2 separate regions of the Homo sapiens genome follow, and region 1 is linked to region 2. The links are chromatin loops, found by intact Hi-C in ENCODE. Cell type or tissue: endothelial cell of umbilical vein. All regions are shown on one strand. Each heading gives the region's core, and the rest is flanking DNA. Links, peaks and the distances in the headings are about the cores only.

Region 1 (5,384 bases), core at 302-5,301, 74 kb after region 2:
GTCATTTTATAGAATTAAAAACAGACTCAAAGAGGTTGACAGTCTAATGTAACACAACAGCTAAATGGGGGATCTGGAATTATAATCCAGAGCTGCCTGGCTCTGATGAGAAAGCTCTTTCTGCTGTCATATGCAGCCCACATTAATAGGGGGCTCAGAAAGTATTCTCTGGATAAATTATATAATGAATCCAATGAAGGAAGACATTATTTTATAATATGCAGCATAATAGGCACTATTATGATTGGATTTTCCTGCTTGAAAGTAGCTAGATTAGAGTAGGAAACCAAAAAGATGTGAATTCATTCAGTCATTCATGCATTTGCATGGATTGAGCTACCTACATTTGAATAAATGCTGTTAATCCCTGATTCCTTGGAAGCTCACATTGGAGAGATAAGCATGTCATTAAATAATGCCATAATAGTGGTATCTCAGAGGACTAGCAGAACATAATTCAATCTGACAGAGTAGAAACAGATTGTACAAATCCAATTCAAAACATCATAAATCCTCTAAGCACTGTCAATTCTTCCTCCAAATTATCTCTGAAATTCCTCCTTCTTTCCCATTTATGGCCTCCATTTACAGAAGCGTGTACTGTCTCTCTTAGCTGTTTGCCAGGCCGCCAGTCTCTTGCTGTTCAGCTCTCAACTGCTTCCAGCAAGATCTTTCTAAAATCCCAGGCTTGCCAAGACTTAGCGCCCACAGCTCCACAGTGACTCCTCATTGCTGTTAAGGTAAAGGCCTTCCCAGTCTAGCCCTTCATGCTTCTTCCATGTTCTATGGGACTGCCCCAGGCTTCCCACCTGGTACCACTGAGCCTTTCCATCCTTCCCCCACTCGACTGCCAGGTCAACACCCACACCCACGCTTCAGGACTCAGGTCCTATGTTTCGGGCCTTCTTCTGTGCACCATTCCCTTCCCTGTAGCCCTTGATCATGATTTGTTTATACGCCTCCGCACCTTCATGGCCCTGAACCCCTCAAGGGCCGAAACTGCCTTACTTTTCTTTTTGACTTCCCAACTTACCTTAGTGGAGCTGTAGTCACATAGAATAGACGCTCATAAATGCTTCTCTGGGCTGTAAAGGTTGAATTTTCCAGCTAAGCAAGGAAGAAAGACAATTTCAGGCAGGAGGAAGGGCATAAGCAAAGTGCAGAGATGTGAAGCTCAAGAGAAATGGATGGGCTGGGCAGAGGTGTGGCTGCAGCATCAGGGGAGAAGAAGTAGTGCCTGGAGTCAGCAGGCACGGCTTGCAAAAGCTTCACCTATAGGTGAAAGGACACCATCTCTTGCACCAATAGGCTCTGTGATTGGAGGCAACTTTGCTGTTTTACTGCCAGAAAACTGAGGATGATAACCCAAACTGCAGTTCAAGTGGCATTCACTGGTGTGGCTGAAATGGGTGTTTGTGGCCAGAATGTGGTCTGATTGGTCAGTGCCCAGCTCTGTTGATTAGCAGATGTTTTGAATATAGTAGCATCCATGTGCCCAAGTTGTTGGGATGATTCAACAAGAAACTTTAAGAGCTCAAGTGCCCTGCAGTTGTCAGCCAGGTGATTCTCTTCCTTTGGACCCAGTTAGACGCAGGCATTACCTCGTGGCTTTGCCCCAGTGTGAATCTTTGTCCTCCAACTTGATCTTTTTATTTGTTTCATTATTGTATTTAAGTTGTTTATTTTAGAGACAGACATTTTTTAACAGCTGTGCATTTCCTGTCCCTTTGTTTTCCAGTCGTCATGTGTTTCCTTACTCTCTGTGGGTGAACGTTTCAGATGTCTGTTTGCGGTGCCCAGCGTGCAAGATAAAATTTATTGCAGTGCCTTCGGCCTCTAACTCACCATTCCAACCAATTCAGATAGCCCAAGGCTGTTTTATCCAGTGGATTTTTCCATGTAGTGGGAAATAAATCTTGAATGTTACTGTTTAGATTAGCCAGGAAACTCATTCTGGGATGTTTGCCCACATCCATTGGCATTTCTCAAAAGGAACCCCAGGTGTCTACCTTGACACCAGCAGGGCCACTTGAGCCCTCCGCTGGCATTCATCGCCCGCTTTGTTCTCAGCCTGAGTTTAGGAGTTACAGATGTGAGAGGCGGGATTATACAGCCAACATCTCTAAGCGGGCAGTGGCTCCCTTACCCTCGAAGACCTCACTCCTAGCACGTCCTGGATGTATTCGTCAAAATATGTCCTCTTATGCCACGTCAGCACAGGGTTGCTCCCCACTTTGATCATCAAGTTTAAACAAAAGGAAAGATTTTCTTTCTTTCTCTGCCTCTACTGGACATCATTTCCCACCTAACAGATAATTTAATGTATCTGTTACTGAATGTGTTTGAATTACAGACAGAGAGGTCACAGTTAAAGAAGGAAGCCTGCTGCTACTGCAGCTTGTCCTCCCAAGGAGGTGTTTGATTTAGCTGTGTAAACAAATGACTGCATTCTCCAGAGGTCCTGAACACAGCTGCCTGCGCTGGAGAGGGCTCAAACCTCTTCCGCCAGGGTGAACTCTGCTTCCTGGTGAGTGCCAGCAAAACAACCAACAAAGAGCTGTAGGACTTGTGTGGACTTCAAATGGTGGTGGTCCTGCCACTTGGGCTCAGCCACAGCAGTTAGGAAACTAAAGGGGAGGAGGAAAGCCCTTTCCTTGCTTTATTGTCATTGGCTGTCATAGGGCATTACAATGGTTCTCTTTGAGATTCTGAGCTCCGGCTATAACATTTGCCCAGAATCTGCCTCTGAGGCCTTAAGACACTGTGTTTTTATTCAGCAAAGATGCCCTTTGACTCCTTTTCCCACTAGTGGTGCTAGGTTTGAGCACCTTACACTGGCCCCTTACAATAGCCAGTTCTTGTCTACCTACATTCTTCCCTAACATTCATGATTGCATAGTTACTCTTAGTGTAGAAGCAGACAGCTTTTACACATAGACTCCATGGCCGTAGCCTCATAGAACCTACTATATTCTAACTTGCAAGCTAATCAGACCAAATATATCAAAATCAAAAACCTCTGCTGAGAGTTTATTCATTCATCTCTGTCTCCCAAACGTACTTATGTACATACGTGCACTAATATACATGTCCATTAGCCAAGATTTTGATTTCAGGGATCAAAGCAAGTACCAATAGGGAATGAGGTCACTTGCTGCATGGCAGGTGGCTTCCCCATGAGAATGCAAGGCCACCTCATGACTCATACTTCAGAGGGTGACCCAGGAACTTCTGATTCATGTCCAAAGCAGCTTCTACAATTGCTCTACCTTGATCTAGGGAAGATGTGGGGAGGATGACATTCGGGATTAGCTTTATAAGGCCTTCCTGTGGGCAGAGTTGTCTGACTTTCACCTAGTGATCAACAAGCAGCTAGCAAGCATCAGTGTGTGAGGCCCCACGCCCTCTCAGCTCCCCTACTGCCCACCTGGGACATGGGCTTTGGCATCTGTCCATAGCATTGTTCTAACCAAATGAGGTGTTATGGATCAGCTCAGGATGGGATATGTTCCCAGACATATTATTTAAAGAAAATAGCTCCCTTCCTCCCCTGATAAACAGCTGCCATGGCTAAAAGGTAACCTGGCTGGGGCTTAAAAGTCTGTTGACTTTCAAGATATTTTGCAAAAACAGTCATAAAAATGGTATTTATCAGATCCTAACTATTTGTGAGACGGTTTGGTATACCATAGTGGTTAAAAACACAGGCTCTTTCCAGAGGAGGTTTACTTTGCTTAGTCGTGTCTCCTAAGTGAACTTGGACCTCATAAGGTTGTTGTGAGAATGAAATGGGTGAATATGAGTAAAGTCCTTGGACCAGTTTTGGCCGTATAGTAAGCCTTCAGCAAGCATCTGCTTTTATTCCTACAGGGAGGCAATTGTAAGCCCTTCACAAACAGCGTCTAATGTGATCCTTAGAACAAACCTATGAGATAGGGCATATCTCAATTTTGTAGGTAGGGAAACAGAAGCCACACAATTAGGAAATGGCAACAGATCTGTTAGACTCTTAAACACTATGCTACACCAATTTGCAAGGCAAGGAAGACAAAGCACCTTTGAAAATGGGTCAGATGTTTTAGGGTAAATGAACGTTTGAGAATCTTTTAAGTTTTTTTTCCCCCAGAGATTATCAAGGTATCATTGTAGGGGGATGCATCAGGAAACATGACTATGAATCAGCTGCCTGATAAACCAGCCAGGATGGAGCCCACGTCATCACAGCAGTCAGCAATGCCACTGAAAAACATCAGCTGCTTATTCCCGTATAGATTTCCCCTTAAGACATGAAAAGGGAGTTCAAAGAGAATGGGCCAGATATCTCTGAGAGTCATATTACTAAAATATATTTATTTTTACTAGCTTTTTTGTTTTAAGAGGTATACTGTCATTAGCACTGTAGCAAAAATTCACGTTTTATTAATTTCTCCTAGTTTATCATGTGATTCTAGGGTAGGATGCAGAGTTATATTCAAAATACACAAATCAACTCAACTCAGTAAACATATATCGAGGCCCTATCATGACAAAATGCTATTCTAGAGACCACGGCGAACAAGCCACGGCCCCAGCCTCAAAGAATGTACTATCTTTGGAACTGTGCTGGCCAATACAGTAACCAGCAGCCACGCAGGGCTATTTAAATTTAAATTAATTAAAAGTAAAAACACAATGCCTCAGATGCATTAGCCACATTTTAAGTGTTCAATAGATATTTGTGGCTCCTGCCTGCCATATTGGACAGGGCAGATATAGAACAATTCCATCACTGCAGAAAGTTCTACTGAACAATGCTGCTCTGGAGCAGAAGATCTTCTTGTTCAGGGATGTTACACCCCCGCTTGTGGCTAGAGTGTGGCTTATCCTCAGAGCAAGGATAGGGGAACCATGGCACTCTGCAGGCTCAGCACTGAAGACACGGATGCAGGCTCTGCTTCTGACCTAGATTGACCTTGGGCAAGGCCCTTTGCTCCTCTGATCCCAATTTCTTCACCAGCCAAGTAAGAACATCAGACCACAAGCCCTCTAGGGCTCTGTCCAAATGCCCCATGACTGAGTGAACTGGTAGAACATTCTATGTGTGTGTCACAACATGAAGAGCAAAGACTTTCATCTCCCCAAATAATTTTGTTTTTCGTTTTAGGAATTAAATTTCAGATTCACTCTAATTGCCAATACTAAAATTCTCTATATGCAGTTCTAAACTTGACAAACCAATAAAAAAAGATTATTTGACTACTTATCTTTGTACAACATTGAGGTCTCCCTAAAGCAAATTTAAATGCATATTTTAAAAATGTATTCTAGCAGTTCAGTTCAGAAGCCCCCTGGCCCAAGCATCACACTGTCAATCCTTTGTCCTCAAGCAGCATGGTTGGGTGGGT
Region 2 (5,384 bases), core at 328-5,327:
CAACTCTGAATATTCTCTTCAAGACCATGTCCTCAGATTATCCAACGGAATCTTCCTGAACCAATATAAAGAATATAGTAAGCTACTTAAGCATTTTTCCTAAGCAGCATATTAAAAAAAAAAAACTCGATGGAATTTTTGGCATGTTTATCATCTGAAAGCCACCAGCTGTACTCGGTTTGTCCCCTCTCCTGTGACAGTGCTGGTCCTACCTGAGACTTTTCAACTTGTGTGAATTGGGTCTTCCAAGCATTATCAAAGGAAAAGCAACTTTCCAGGGAAGGGTGGTTGTAGTAATCATCGTGCCTATGTCTCTTGCAATAATACTTAAAATCAGATGGTGCTGACCCACTTAGAAACAAGGATTAAAGAAATCTGCTTAGAATTGAATTGAGTCCACCATAGCAACTTGCCAAGAGAAATGCATTCCACAGAATGCCCTTCAGAGAACCTCTCATTAGCCAGACTGCAAACCTTTGATTTCTTTTCATTTAATATATGACTGCCTGGAATTCATTTAAACATGGATGTGATACATGTTCATATGTATGTTCACAGCATATTAGTCTAGTCTTTTATTTTTCCTGGACAACATACACAAGTCTTATGTAGGACTTAGTCATCTGTAGCTCTAACCTAAATTTTAAAAGTTGTATATTTTTAATAAAAAGTATATATATTCTAGATAATTTCTTTGTAAATTTGTATGTAGTTTCAAATATATCAGAATTTTGAAAAAGTAAAGCATTGCTTTTTATACTGGAAACTTTTGCTGAGCCTTTAATTTAGTATTACGAAAAATGAATAGCAGAATCTGTTATTTCTCCTGCCAACCAGATACAATAGAATCTGCCCAGAAATGTCTCCTTGCTTTCCCTAACCTCTGTCAATTTTATTTATTCTTCTGTCTATACATTTGTTTCTATGTCATATTTGATGTTATCTATCACTGATGTGTTTTCTTTAAAATGTGTTCTTACTACATGTCCTATTGTGGATGGATTTACATCAGTATATCTCCCATAGACTGAAACTTCTCAGAAGGGGAAGGCTCTTTGTAGGATTTAACACAGTGGTTTTTAATTTTGGTTCTGCATTAAGGTCACCTGGAGAGATTTTTATAAATTCAGTTGCCTGGATGCTGCTCCTGAAGGTTCTAGTTCAGTGGGTGTGTGGTAAGGCCTATACTTTAGTATTCTCAAAAAGCTTCACAGGTAGTTGTGACACACAGCTAAAAGCTGAGAGGCGCTCTTTTAATACCATGCTTAATTCTATCCATAAGTACCCAGCATAATTGCCTGGCACATAGACAACCCTCAAAAACTGTTTACATAATTGGTAAACTGGTTTGAGATGAAGCTTTATGAGATGTCTTCCTTCACTGGAGCAGCCTTGACAGAGTCATTGCATCAGGTAAGTCCAAAGAGACTGAGTAAATAAAATGCTGGCAAAGCCACAGCTGCACTTGCTTGAGTTGTGTCATTTGAGCCCACCAAATTATTGACTTAACCCAGACAGGCCCAGTCTATTTTGTAATTTAAAAATATATGTGTATATATTTTGTAAGGAGATTCTGGTTACTAACAATCTAAGATTGCAGAAAGAATATGCCTTTGTTGTCATAAAACATTCTTTATATTTATGAAGTCTTTTTCCTTGAGTTAAAAATGGATAAATAACTGTGCAGTCAAATGACAACATCACATAAAAGATTTCAGAGCTGTTACATAATTCAATAAGTGAAAATTCCCCAACATTTGCATGTTTGGTTTTGGTGTGTTATGCTTGGTGATGTAATAGAAGCCAGTGTTATATTTTCTTCGTGTAAACCAGTCCCACTTTCCCTCCAGCAGTGATTGGTTTGTAGTGATCCTGAAGCTGTGAGAATTAACTGGACTTGGACAAGAGAGCCTGAAGGCAAACCCTGGCACTTACTCCAGTGGAAAACTGGCCTGTCTTTCTGATCTCCTCTGGAGTGCTTCTCAAATGCTAGGTGCGTGCATCAGAGCCACCTGGAAACCTTGCTAAACATTCAGATTCCTGGGCCTCACTCCCAGATGTTCCCATTGAGTAGTTCAGCCATGGAGCCTGGGAGTCTGTATGTTTAATGGCCACTCCAGGTTGATGCAGGAGATGTGACACCAGCAGAAAGATTGCTCTGGGGTGCACTTTGTTTTTTCTTACTTCCAGTAGCTGAAGGAAACTGATGCAAGGGCTTAACAACCTAGGCCATAATGGGAGTTTACTTGCACTAGGCGTGTCTTAGACTATTTTATTTAAAAGAGTTTTTTTAACAAATGTACTTGAACCCTAAAGAATCTTATATGCCCCTTGGAGACATTTATTGCTGGCTGAAATTCAGTCTTGGAGCCAATGTTTTCAAATCCAATTAATTAAACTGTTTTACCAAAGCTGTTGGGAATGTTTTCACAAATCTTACCCTTTAATCTGAATGAAAATAGAATACAGACTTCACTAAAACAACTTCAAGTATAATTTGCAATCTAATCAAGAGAGATTAATATTAAGTAATCTGACAACATCCTCTACAGTGGGGAGCAGCTGGTAAGCAATGTTGTGAAAGTGCTCAACTACAGGCAATCCAGGCTGTGAGCCTCTGTGGGACAAGAGGAGGGAGGCGGAAGGCAGATAGCCACTTCCAGTGCCCCTGCACCTGTGAGTTTCCCTGCTCCAAGGAAAGGAACCAGTGAGGAGGACCCGAAGCTAGTGGCTTCCCCTTCTGTCTGCCTTTAACTTTTCTAGTCTTTCCCCTCTTCACTCCTTCCTCTCCATTTTTTCTTTTCCTTACTTCTTCTCAGAAGTGTGAGTGAAGTCTGAGCCCCAGGTCCCCGTGAAGCTGGTTCTTTCACCTTTTACAAAGATGGCTGGTGATGCATTTCACCTGCAGGCTCCAGTCCAAAAGGCCCATCTTCAGGGTTGAAAGAGCCTAGCAGTTTGCAAAACCAACCCGATCTTATCCTTTCTTTGGATGCTCACAGTGGTAATTAAAGTCTTTTGTGATAATTTCTGAAACAAGGAGAAAATAGGAAATTAGTGCTCTTGGAACTGAATTGGAATCCCAGACTAGCTGCCAATATGTGGATGAATCACCAAAAGGTCTGGGAGCTATTTGCCTTCTATCAGCACAGAGGGAGGTTAGAATGGAAATCAGCGAAAAACAAATGACTCAGTTTTCCTTTTTAACAAATGCTGAATTACAGCTGCCTGTTTCCCTGTTTTAAATAAAAGGGATAAAACCACAACTGCCCAGTGGCAGTCTAGAATGAAGAACTAACAACTGCTTCCTGCATTGGTATCCATGGAAAATGGGATGCCTCCCTACTCATACATGCACTGGTCAACTTTTTGCAGAAGCTGATGACATTGTGTACCAGGAAGGGGAGATATAAGTCAAAGGAAGATTCAACCATTTATTTCCTGCTTTGTCAAAGACTCATGTGATGGGAAAGAATGAAAAAGCCTGTGTTTCCACCCCAACTTTTCTATTGGCATGCTACATGATTTTGGCAGGTCATCCAGCCTTTTTGAGGGTGTTTCCTAATCTTTGAAATGAGAATAATACCTGCATGACAGGGCAATTGTGAAGGACAAGCGAACTAGTATACCTGAGTTAATGCCTTCACATTTTAAGTCCATAAAAATGTAAAGTTATCTTTGCTGCTGTGAAGGTATTTGGAGGGGTGGCAACAGTTAATTACAGAAATGAGGCAAGTGAGAGGAGAGGAAACTTTTCTTGCATTTATAGAGGAGATAATAAGTATTTGAGTGGACATACCGGTTATCACAGATTTTTTTTTTTCTTTTTTGAGATGGAGTCTTGCTCTGTTGCTCAGGCTGGAGTACAGTGGTGCAATCTCGGCTCACTGCAACCTCCGCCTCCCGGGTTCAAGTGATTCTCCTGCGTCTGTCTCCCGAGTAGCTGGGATTACAGGTGCCTGCCACCATGCCTGGCTAATTTTTGTATTTTTTAGTAGAGACAGGGTTTCACCATATTGGTCAGGCTAGTCTCGAACTCCTGACCTCGTGATCCGCCCACCTTGGCCTCCCAAAGTGCTGGGATTATAGGCGTGAGCCACCGTGCCCAGCATCACAGATATATTTTTATATGTAAGAAGATGGACCTCCATCTTAAAAGTTCAATCATGTCATCAATGATTTCAAGACATGAAGTAGTAAATTCATCAACAGTCAACATTTCTTATCAAAGTAATAATACCACCATTTAACACTTCCTTTAGACTGAGCACCGTGATAAGTGCTTCCTTTCATATAATCTCATTTAATCACAGCCCTCTGATGTAGGGGTTCTCAACAACCACTATTAACAATTCTATGCAACAGATATTATTATTCTCACTTTACGTATAATAAAACTGATAAAAATGGAATTTTTAAAAGCTTTCCCCATTTTGTATACCTCATAAGCAGTAGAATAGGGTTCAAAACATAGGTGTAGCGCCTGGTGGAGTGGTTCACATCTGTAATCCAAGCACTTTGGGGGGCCAAAGCAGGAGGATCGCTTAAGTTCAGAGGCCAGCCTGGGCAACATAGTGAGACTTAGGCGCAGTGGCATGTGCCTGTAGTCTTGGCTGAGATGGGAGGATCACATGAGCCCAGGAGGTCAGGGGTACTGTGAGCCATGATTGTACCACTGCACTCCAGCCTGGGTGACAGAGTAAGATCTTGTCTCTAAAATAAATAAATAAATACCAAGTGTGTCTGACTCTAAAGCTTATGTTCTTAACCACTGTATTAGTCTGTTCTTACGCTGCTGATAAAGACATACCCGAGACTGGGTAATTTATAAAGGAAAAGTTTTAATGGACTCACAGTTCCACATGGCTGGGGAGGCCTCACAATCATGGTGGAAGGCACAGGAGAAGCAAAAACACGTCTTACACGGTGGCAGGCAAGAGAAGTACCAAAGCAAAAGGGGAAAAAGCCCCTTATAAAACCATCAGATCTCGTGAAAACTCACTATCATGAGAACAGCACGAGGGTAACCACCCCTATGATTAAATTACCTCCCACTGGGTCCCTCCCACAACACATGGGGATTATGGGAACTACAGTTCAAGATGAGATTTGGGTGGAGACACAGCCAAACCATATTGACCACCAAAATCTTTTTTTTTTTAGTTAATTAATTTATTTATTTTAATTATACTTTAAGTTTTAGGGTACATGTGCACAACGTGCAGATTTGTTACATATGTATACCTGTGCCATGTTGCTTGCTGCACCCATTAACTCATCATCCAACATTAGGTATATCTCCTAATGCTATCCCTCCCCCCTTCCCCCACCCGACGACAGGCCCTGGTGTGTGATGTTCCCCTTCCTGTGTCCATGTGTTCCCACTG

Evidence for each region. A loop is a pair of places that touch in the nucleus more often than their neighbours do. Peaks named below come from ENCODE experiments on the same cell type or tissue, not always from the same donor. Only the 100,000 strongest peaks of a DNase experiment are listed, where the experiment ranks them.
Region 1: it touches region 2 in a loop (2.4-fold over the local background); 4 of 110 quality-filtered maps call a loop at or near these places.

What each region holds. Positions count from the first base shown.
Region 1 is chr1:94,066,210-94,071,593 of GRCh38, reverse strand. The region is part of intron 11 of ABCA4 (ATP binding cassette subfamily A member 4); the gene reads left to right. LOC124904222 (a long non-coding RNA gene) reads right to left here and starts at 1,235. Exons shown (of 2, transcript XR_007066231.1): 1 at 1,034-1,235. RefSeq lists enhancers at 1,781-2,338, 2,529-3,728. In endothelial cell of umbilical vein, for the core only: no CTCF peak of the experiment used is centred there; DNase peaks (open chromatin) are centred at 1,823, 2,483, 3,363 and 4,203; H3K27ac peaks cover 5,000 bases.
Region 2 is chr1:94,140,042-94,145,425 of GRCh38, reverse strand. LOC105378858 (a long non-coding RNA gene) reads left to right here. Exons shown (of 4, transcript XR_947605.4): 4 at 1-607. Among named protein-coding and RNA genes, the nearest start is that of ABCA4, 22 kb to the right of the region's middle. In endothelial cell of umbilical vein, for the core only: no CTCF peak of the experiment used is centred there; a DNase peak (open chromatin) is centred at 3,175; H3K27ac peaks cover 1,441 bases.